Linked DNA regions of Mus musculus: region 1 is linked to region 2. The links are chromatin loops, found by intact Hi-C in ENCODE. Cell type or tissue: heart. All regions are shown on one strand. Links, peaks and the distances in the headings refer to the core of each region. The heading gives the core; the rest is flanking DNA. Region 1 overlaps Klhl2 (kelch-like 2, Mayven). Region 2 has its middle 9.1 kb from the start of Gm40501.

The links. Hi-C counts contacts between places; a loop is a spot of excess contacts. Peaks named below come from ENCODE experiments on the same cell type or tissue, not always from the same donor. Only the 100,000 strongest peaks of a DNase experiment are listed, where the experiment ranks them.
Region 1: a loop joins it to region 2, with 2.1 times the contacts of the local background. A loop is called at or near these places in 1 of 42 quality-filtered maps.

Annotation. Positions count from the first base shown.
Region 1 is chr8:64,735,439-64,740,822 of GRCm38, forward strand. It overlaps Klhl2 (kelch-like 2, Mayven), which reads right to left. Exons shown (of 15, transcript NM_178633.3): 15 at 4,237-5,384. Among named protein-coding and RNA genes, the nearest start is that of Msmo1, 4.6 kb to the left of the region's middle. In heart, for the core only: no CTCF peak of the experiment used is centred there; no DNase peak of the experiment used is centred there.
Region 2 is chr8:64,869,198-64,874,581 of GRCm38, forward strand. No RefSeq gene overlaps it. Among named protein-coding and RNA genes, the nearest start is that of Gm40501, 9.1 kb to the right of the region's middle. In heart, for the core only: no CTCF peak of the experiment used is centred there; a DNase peak (open chromatin) is centred at 2,824.

The DNA of each region.
Region 1 (5,384 bases), core at 66-5,065, 130 kb before region 2:
TCAAGGCCAATCAGGCTGCATGAGGAGGCCCTATCTCAAAACAAGAATAACCTTCCCCCACCGTACCCCCAACCCCCACCCCGAAGCAGGAGGATTGTTCTGAGTATGAGGCCAAGCTGGGGTATTTAACATGATTTTTTTTTTTTTTGAGACTGGGACTCATTATGTAACTCTAGCCAGCCTTGAACAGAGATCCACCTACCTCTGCCAATCATTTAATAAAAAATTGCACAAGGGCATCATTGAGGCCAGCCCTGCTCCCATCTACATGAAAAGTATACATTTTCATTGAAGTGCACACTGTGTGCAAGCTATCCTAGAATTTCTATAGAAAGATGTCATTCTCCCCCCCCCCCCCCTTTCTGCATGGAACTAACTGTCTTCCCTTCCCTGCAATTCTGGCTTGATCTTCTGAACAAGTTCCATTGATGGGTGTTTCTGGGGAATCCAGTGTACCTTGTACTCATGGCTAAGTGTTCCATGCCTTTAGCTCACATATTCTTTATAAAGTGTGGAGGCAGGCAGGTCACCTCAAAGGAAAAGAACGTGTCTCTTGTGAGGTTAAGGTTGCAGCTCAGTTGTTAGGCCTGAGTCAGATAAATTGTGTCTCATAGAGAAAGTGGGGTGCTCCCTAAGCGATTCTTCCTCCAGCTATTAAGTATAAGCAGGATTCTTTCTCTCCCCAACCCAACTCTTTCTACTGGCCAGTGTGAGCCTGGTTATTGGCTGTTCCAGGGTGATAGGCTGTAACTCTTAACCTAACAGGTTCAGGATTGCATTGCTTGGCTATCCCAGGTCCAGATCCCCTGCCTCCTATTGTCCGAGGCCGTGGATGTGACAGTGCTGGTCACACACTGTGGGGGCAGATTGAGCACGTTAGCCATTTTTTTTTTAACAGTAGACACTTCAGCAAGTATGTACACTTAACAAGCTCAGTAGGCTGGGAGGTAGAGCCCCTGCCTAGCTTGTGTGAGACGTTGAGGATCAAGCCACAAGTCAAAGAGTTCACAGGAAGCATTGGTTATGGACTCAGCCTCAGCATTAAACCCCAGAAGAATCATATGTATCTCTGTGAACTATTCCTAAATCTTGGAAGTTCATGGCTGGACACAGTAAAATGCAACCTACCTAGGGGTCCAGGCACAAAACATGCACTTTTTTTTCAAATCCTATGAAATTCTGTGACATAACACTACCCACTGTCTTAATTTTTGTCATAATAAAGTGAGAGTCAAAGCCTAAGAAATTTCTTAAAATTCACAACTGGCATACATAGCACAGGACACAGACATGGTTTCTGTGTCTGTGGGTTCAACACACTGGAGCCTTTCCTTTATACAGTGGAGAATCCTAGGCTTAGTTTAAGAAACCCGATACCAAAATATGCCTCTATTCAGCCATCTAACCTTTGCTCCAAAATGAAGCACCAGCAGCCATGGGAGTCTGTAGAAGACCGAGTGCTTAAGAGCAAATTGAAATAAGGTGTTCTTTGCACATAATCAGGTAGTACAGTATTACACAACACACAGCCAAGGAACAGAGCCTGACATAAAGAACTAAGTTGTCTGGTAGCATATCCACTACTGCCCTCAACCTTAGACCTCTCTGCTTTTAGCCAACAAGTAGATTCAAGACAAGCAGGCAGCACGGCTCCCTTGAGAAACAAGTATGCAGATCTGGCCTTGACTTTACTCAAGCCCAGACTGCTTCCTTTTATACACACACACACACACACACACACACACACACACACACACACACACACACACACATTTTAAATTACCTCATCTCCTCTTGTTCTTTCTTCCAGCCCCTCCCATATACTCCCTCTTGTGTTCTCTCAAGTTCAGAACCTTTTAAGAGACTGTTGTCAGATATTCATAAATATAAAAATACAACCCACTAAGTCTGCATAATGTTGTTAGTATGTATGTCTTTAGCAATGAGCATCTGGCACTGAATAAACCAATTGGTGGGGATTCTTTGAGGAAGACTATTTCTCTTGATCTCCACATTCCTTAGTTGCCTATTGTTCTTGGTCTTAAGTTGAGGCCTCCTAAGCTTTCCCTGTGCCATGTCAGCATGTCTGTTGGTGTCACCTTTATTGGTGAGGTCTTGTGTAGGCAGCCACGGTAATGAGACTTTTATGGGTCTTCTCTGACTCATTAAGAGACATAATCTCACAGCAAACTCCCTGTTCTTCATGCTCACACAATCTTTCCACCCGCTTCTGCACTGATCCCAGAACCTCAGCTGCAGGAGTCCAGCTGTAGATGCATCTTTTGGGACTAAGTGCCACACAATCTTACTTCCTGGATTTTGATCAGCCGTGGTTTTCAGTAATGGTCTCTGCCAGTTGGGAAGCCAAGTTCCTTTGCCAAGGCGTGAGAACCATTTACTTCAGGGAGGAGGTTGCTTTCTTAGTAAAATTTCTATGAGCTTCTTTGCCTCAACCTCTGAACTCTTTCTTACACAGTAAGAGATCATCTGGGAAATCATTCTGTATGTCAGGAGAAAAGCAAAGCAACTAACTAGCAAATATCAAAAACCAAGAAGGTGAAGGTTGGAATGGGGAGGGAGGCATGTCCAAAGTCACCTACCATCAGTTAGGAATCCAGCAGCTTACAGATCTTGGCAAGCAAGCTAGAACCAGAAAGCCAAGTCAACTAGAACCAGAAAGCCAAGATAAAGTGTTGTTTGACAAGCCAAGTTGTTACTCTGTTATCCTAATACACTGAGATTAAATTAAGAAACACACTAAAAATTGTAGGTGTAACTTTGATACTCAGAGTTTAGAAGCGTAGCACATGAAATGTGCTCGGTCTTGGTCCCATCCCTGTCACTTGTTCCTAAAGCTGTTCTCAATAAAGTCTGATTACCCAGGGAGCAAAGGTTGCTCACAGCGCAGTCTATGCCAATAAGACGACTTAGGGCATGGCACCTTCGATGTACAGCGGTCACCAGATTGATTGGATGATTAAAGGACCTCTCACACAAGGGGAAGAGACTGTTAGGCAAGCCCAGTTAGAGTGGTTGAGACAGTGCTGGCTCTAAGGATAGGACAGCTCCCTGCCTTGCCTCAGAAACATCTCAATCTGTATGCTTTGCAATATCTAAAGCCAAACCAGAATATAAGATGGGGGTGCTGATGCAAACTTTTAGTTCCAGCACTCAGGAGAAAGGTTAAGTTTAAGACCACCTTGGTCTACGTAGGACAGTCAGGGCTACATTTGAGACCCTGTATGATGAAAAAAAAAAAAAAAAACCAAGAAAAACCATGAAGCAAATCAGAATATGTCTTCCTAAGTTGTGAGCTATCTTAGCAAATAGGGGTCACCCAAGGAGGGAGTGTCACTACAGTCTGCTTCTAGTCAGTTGGGAAGAAATACCAGTGACTGGTATCTGAAGTTGGGGTGGGGAGGCTGGTGGGGCTGAGCCCTCAGTCTTATGGGATCCGACCCTGTTTCTTGATTGGGTAAACTGAACTATTGGCTATTCAGGCAACAATCTTTGGAGAACTGCTGTGTGTGAGGGCCCTTCACAAACATGTAGTCATAGGAATATTCTGTGTTGTGATAAGAGAAAGAACCATTCATTCCTCATTTCTAGGAACTGACTGGGAAATAGAATGTCTACCTTCTCTTGGCGCTGCTGTTAGACATGGCTGAGTTCCAGACTCATTAGACCCCTGACATGTTTGCTAATAATGGCCAAGCTGGAAGGCTGCACTAATGTGGAAATTCATGTTTCATCAAGTGAACACAGGCCCTTCCTGATTAAACTCTATCTTTATTTGTAATGGAGACTTCAACTGTGCAATGTGGTTCTATTTAAATGTGAACAGTTTGTATCAACCACAGAGAAATTTTAGCATGTGTTTCTTTCCTGATGATTATAACTTTTGCTGACAGTGTGACCCTTTAGATTCCTCTCCTGACAGACAATCATAAGCTTAATTTTCCTTTCCAATTCCACCCTTTCTGTTGTGCCCTGCACTCAACCCACTCCTTCACTCCCATCCTTCAGCTCTGTGTATTTATTATCAAAGCCACGGATCCTCAGTTGCTTCACAACTGTTTCCCCTTCTATCAAGGCTACTTACTGTTTTGTTTTTGTTTTTGTTTTTTCATCTATGTGCTACTGATCCTAAAGAGTAAGGAAATATAATAGTTTAGTCAGTCCATTACTTTGATGGCTGAGGTCAATATTTTTTCCCCAAGAACAACTCCCAGTGTTATTGGTTATTTCTTTAATAGATTTAGTGTACAAGTTACTTTAGCAAAAAATAAATAAAAATGAAAACACAGAATTGTTCCAAACATGAAAAATAATGGTATCAATGTATGAAGTCAGAGAACCCAAGGTCTGCAAAAGGAATAGTCAAAAAGTCACACTGGTAAAACCAAGGACGTTGTGAAACAAATAATATACAAACTTTTATTCAAAGATAATTCAAGAAAGACACATGTTGGTCATCTTTAAAGAGATTAATCGAAGATCTCAGAAAAACTATCTGCTCAATACACATGATTAGTCACAGAAAGCTTTCTCTTCCATTAATAGCAGCTAAATTTATACACACAGAAAAAATTCTTAAGACCATGCAAATTCAGTTGAATTCCACACATTCATTATATTCATCAAAAAACCTGCAGGTATGTTCATGCCAAAAGTGTTACTTTAAGAAAAAAAATTAAAAACACACACCAAAACATGATCAAGATTAAACTAAAGAAAAAAATAATAAATAAGCATAATTTATATTTTATTTAAAAAAGTTTGGCATCACACATATTAAAGTGTGTTACGCCATGTTCATTCATTCCTCAGAAGTGGCGTTTTTTAAAGTGTTCAGCATTGTTAAATATCAAAAAATACAACTCTGTTTTACAATGTAGTACTGGCATAATTCAAAGTACTGTGCCAATTATAAATAGATAATCAAACATCTTTTCAAACATATTTAAAGGAAAGCATATAGACACACATTTATATGCACACAATTTATTATAGTCATGTAATCAAAGATACTTATAAAAGCCAGCAGTTTCACCCCTCAACAGTGTCATATACTTACATAGATTTTAATCTGCTCCAAAGATTCTCTGTTCCCAGGAGATTTTTCAGGAGAAAGAATAAAGATAAAACTTAATTTTACAAGAACACACGTTAACTTTATTCTCTTTCACAAAATAATCCATAGTCATTCGAGGCTGATAAGAACTAGTTTTTATGAAAGCGACTGTTGCCTAAAGACCACAGTGGAGGGACTGCAGTCTAGGTCTCTTGTAAAGTCAGTCAGCTGCTGCTCGGTGCAGAGAAAGCCTACACAGTGCTTCTACCAAAAATAATCTTCAGTATCCGAGGCCTCTGAAGGCAGATGG
Region 2 (5,384 bases), core at 324-5,323:
TGTGTGTGTGTGTGTGGATTTTCCTATGCATGTGCATGCTCTCCATGGATCTATCTCCTGTTTCTGGTGCTCTGGTGGGTCCTCAAGTGACACTGAAGTAAAAGGGCAAAGGAAGGCTTGGGAGCACATGTAGGAGACCCAGTTTAGGTTTCCTGGAAAAGTGAGATTGGCAGGATGATGGCCAAGAGCAGGTTCCAATCTTTGTAAGATTTCTGGGCCTATGAAAAAACTTCAGATCTTACTGAGTGAACAAGAAAATGGTTGTAGTATTAGACTTCCCTCAGAGTAATAGAATCTGACTTTGGGAAGACAGCATTTACATATGTAGCCTAGACTAGCCTCAGAGTTGTGGTCTTCCTGCCTCTGTCTGCTTTTGTTTATTTATTTGCTTATTATAAAGTCCATGTACCCCAGGCTGGCCTTGATCTTGTTATATAGCTAAAGATGAACTTGAACTTCTCATCCTCCTGCCTGTATCTTCTAAGACCTGAGGTTACAAACATGCAGTGCTACACCTGGTTTATGCTGAGGATAGAACTCAGAACTTTGTGTACCAGGCAAGCACTCTACCAACTGAGCTACATATCGCTTAGCCTCTGACTTATGATAATTTGATTTAAGAGAGGTAGTGTGTGAAGAACAGGGTGGGGTGGGGGTTAAGTGATGTGCAAGCCCGAGCAGAGAAGCCCGATGTGCTGTTGGGATAAGCCAGGTGACATCCAATATTAAGCCTTAATCTAAATCTTGAAGATGACTCTGACATTCAAGTGGATTACATAGTGTTAGTCAATGTCTTCCTAATTAGGAAATATTCTGGATACTCCCTGCCTGGAAGACAAGGAAGAAGGTAGGTGGTGGGCAAATACGGATGTGCAAGCTTTAGACGTCTGCAAAAGCACAAGGGTCTAAGAAGCCTCAGCCTAGATAGGAATTTCCAGAATAAGAAAATGGTTGGTTTAAACTAATGCTAAGTAGCTACTGACATATCCCAATCTGGACACATTCCTAAATACTGTCCATGTACCATGCAAGCAAGTTTATTAATTTTGCATCATTCAATCATTGCTAAAAAACAGACAGGTCCCAATATAATGACTTGATCATGGCTTATTTGTTTTAGATTCTATGGATTGGCACTTTGAACTGGGAAAGTTTACCTCTGCTCCATATGGTGACAGCTGGAGTCACACATATGGCTACAGCCACGTGGCAAGCCAGCAGGGTTTGGCTACTCCCCGATGTCCCATTGACTGGTTTAGCAGTAGGCTGATAAGACAGAGCCAACTGGTATCTAAGAATCCAGTAGGTTAAGCCAGGCTTCTTCAGGTGGTGGCCAAGTTCTACAAATCAGTAAGGAAGTAAATACAAAACACACACACTCTCTCTCTCTCTCTCTCTCTCTGTGTGTGTGTGTGTGTGTGTGTGTGTGTTTCAAATCTCTTTCTGTGCTATTGCCCAAATCAGGCTGCATGGCCAAAGCTAAAACTAACATTGTAAGGAATATGTTGGGTTGAGGAAGCGTGGTCCATTAAGTTTGCCATTAATCCACTACCATCTTTATTAAAACCTCATGTATTAGATACTGTTTCAATGCCCTGACAAAATACCCAACAAAAGCTTATTAAGGGAGGTGCATCTTGGTTCACAGTTTGAGAGTATCGTTCATCAGAGTGGGGGCATCATGGCCATCGCTGGTCACATTACATCCACAGTCAGGAAGCTGAGAAAGACGGATATGAAAGGAGACAATATTCATCTCTCCCTTTTCCCTTTTTACTCAATCCAGGACATGAAGAATGTGCTGCCCATATTTAGGGAGGGTCTTCTGTCTTAGCCCAGTCTATAAACTTCCTTACAGATATTTGTCTCCTAAGTGGTTCTAGGTCCTGTCAAGTAAACAATCAATATTACGCATCCCATCCTGTGATGAAGGTACTATTAATATCCCCCATTTTAAGGTAGTTTGGATAGTATGTGTTCGTAGTCTCGACTACTAGGGAGGCAAGTATGGGAGGATTGTTTAAATCCAGGAATTTGGGGTCAGCATGGGATATAAAGGAAGACCCAGTTGAGGTAAAGTCAGGGATTCCCTCTTTTGGTTGAGAAACCTAAGTCTAGTAAGGCACTAAATAACCCATAGCTAGTACAGGGCAAAGCCATCATGTGAGGCACACACTGTATTCTGAAAACCACAGGTCTGACTAGAGGGGTGAGAAGGGACAACTTCAATGGATCTTGAACCCTAGCAAATCCTCCCCTCCAGGTGACTGACTGCAGACTCCAAGGGCTGGGTAAGCCTTAGGCAGCAGTGGGTGGAAGATCTGTGGGCTGGGGTTTCTGGGAAAAGAAAGAAAGAAAAGCTTCAAACAAAAAATAGCATCAGAGTCATGGGCTGGGAGAAAACCCTGAATCAAACTACAGAAGGCAGATGGTGCCAAAAATAGAAGTGGTGTCTCCAAAGTCGGCCCAGAAGGAGGTCAAGAGAACCTAGCAGAAATCGGTGTGCAGCATGCGGCTGCCAAAGGACTCGCCTCTCACATTGCCCGTCTGAGAGGAAGGTGTACCTAAAAATCAGTAACTGTTGTTAGAGTGATTTTCTGGGATTGTGGTCAGGGTGGCAGAGTTGAAATCCACTTTCTCCTCTTCTGTGAGGGTGTGTGAGGAAACCCGGAATAGAGAAGATGCCAGAATAACAGGGAGCAGCTTTGAGCAGCCTCTGAGTGTATTTATAGATATCAAGCACACGAAATACGCCCACATCATACTCCCTCTCCCCAGGAATCCAGGATGTGTGAGGGATAACACAAGGTGTGCGGTTAACAGTCTGTACCACACACAGGATGGGCGGGGCGTAAGCATTCTGTAACATTTCCTTTTTAGTATCTGACCACTGTTCCAGCAAAGCCGGGAACTGACTGATTGGCAGGCACACAGACAGGATTGTTTTGAGTGTAAGATTTTTCTGTTTTCAAACATTACAACTGAGGTGATGTGTCAGACATCTCTCAGGCCAAGATGGCTATCCACTGTGACCTCTAGGGACTGGGTGAGACTGTGACCCCAACCCACCAATCCTCCACCCACTTCTCCCTAGCAAGGCGGTGGGTAGGACCACATCATTTTTACCCCATACAGCTCTCTGATAGCACTTCTTACAGTAAAACTATATTGATTTTTCTGAAAGTTGAACTGGGGATATGGCTCTGTGGGGAAGATTGCTGCTTTTTAAGAAGCAGGGCCTCAACTAGAATCCCTAGCACAATGGGGCTGTGGAGATGGCTCAACAGTTAAAAGCCCTCTTCCAAAGGACCCAGGTTTGATTCCCAGCAGCTACATAGTGACTCAACCACCTGTAATGCTAGATCCAGGGGATGCAATGTCTGCTCCTGGTCTCTGCAGGCACTGTGCATGTATGCAAGTGACTCACGGATATACATGCAAGAAAAAAACACCCATGCATATGCAATTTTAAACTCCTCGGCCCTCAACATAAAAAAGAAAGAAAGAAAGAGAGAAAGAAAAAAGAGAAAAGGAAAGAAAGAAAAGGAAAGGAAAGAATAGCCAAGCATGACTGTGTGTGCTTGTCGCTCTAACACAGGGGTAGAGATAGACAGACACTAAGGAGCTGACAGACCAGCCAACCCAGACAGAACAGTGAGCCTCAAGTTTAGTGGGAGACCATGTCTCCAGGCAATCAGGCCAAAGGTGATCAGAGAAAGCCAACTGATGTTCTGTTCTGGTCTCTGCATGCTCCAATGCACACGGCCCCATGTGTGTACCACTCATACATACACATATACAAAATTTAAAAGAAGAATAAGGCTATTTTACTGGAGGTTTTTGATGGGGTGGGAGGCTTGACTGTGTAGCCTGGACCTTTGGCTTTGGAAGTGTGTTGGTGGCAAGTTAATAAACTTGCTTCCTATTACTGGTATAAAGACCATGACCAAAAGCAACTTGGGAAGGAGATGGTTTATTTCCACTGCAACTTATAGTTCATTGTTGGGGGACATTCAGGCAGAATGCGAGGCAGGAACCTGGAAGGGTACTATTTTACTGGCTTGTTTGCATGGCTTGCCCAACCTACTTTCTTTCTTTCTTTCTTTCTTTCTTTCTTTCTTTCTTTCTTTTTTTTTTTTTTTTTGAAAACAGGAGTTGCCTTTATTTTTTAGTCAATATTTAAAAACATGCCTTTAAAATGATAGTCTCATTTTCATTTTTGCTTTTGTTATTTTAAAAAGCACAGACATTGTAAACAATGTAAAATATCTTGATGTTATAGTATTATTATATGACTAGTTTATAATTATAAAGCTTTTTTTAATTACGTATTTTCCTCAATTACATTTCCAATGCTATCCCAAAAGTCCCCCACATCCTCCCCCCCCCCACTCCCCTACCCACCCATTCCCATTTTTTGGCCCTGGCGTTCCCCTGTACTGGGGCATATAAAGTTTGCAAGTCCAATGGGCCTCTCTTTCCAGTGATGGCCGACTAGGCCATCTTTTGATACATATGCAGCTAGAGTCAAGAGCTCCGGGGTACTGCTTAGTTCATATTGTTGTTCCACCTATAGGGTTGCAGTTCCCTTTAGCTCCTTGGGTACTTTCTCTAGCTCCTCTATTGGGGGCCCTGTGATCCATCCAATAGCTGACTGTGAGCATCCACTTCTGTGTTTGCTAGGCCCAGGCATAGTCTCACAAGAGACAGCTATATCACGGTCCTTGCAACAAAGGCTTGCTAGTGTATGCAATGGTGTCATAGTTTAGAGGCTAATTATGGGGTGGATCCCTGGATATGGCAGTCTCTACATGGTCCATCCTTTTGTCTCAGCTCCAAACTTTGTCGCTGTAACTCCTTCCATGGGTGATTGTTTCCAATTCTAAGAAGGGGCAAAGTGTCCACACTTTGGTCTTCGTTCTTCTTCAATTTCATGTGTTTTGCAAATTGTACCTTATATCTCGCTATACTAAGTTTCTGGGCTAATATCCACTTATCAGTGAGTACATATCATTTGAGTTCTTTTGTGATTGTGTTACCTCACTCAGGATGATGCCCTCCAGGTCCATCCATTTGGCTAGGAATTTCATAAATTCATTCTTTTTAATAGCTGAGTAGTACTCCATTGTGTAGATGTACCACATTTTCTGTATCCATTCCTCTGTTGAGGGGCATCGGGGTTCTTTACAGCTTCTGGCTATTATAAATAAGGCTGCTATGAACATAGTGGAGCATGTGTCCTTCTTACCGGTTGGAACATCTTCTGGATATATGCCCAGGAGAGGTATTGCGGGATCCTCCGGTAGTACTATGTCCAATTTTCTGAGGAACCGCCAGACTGATTTCCAGAGTGGTTGTACAAGCTTGCAATCCCACCAACAATG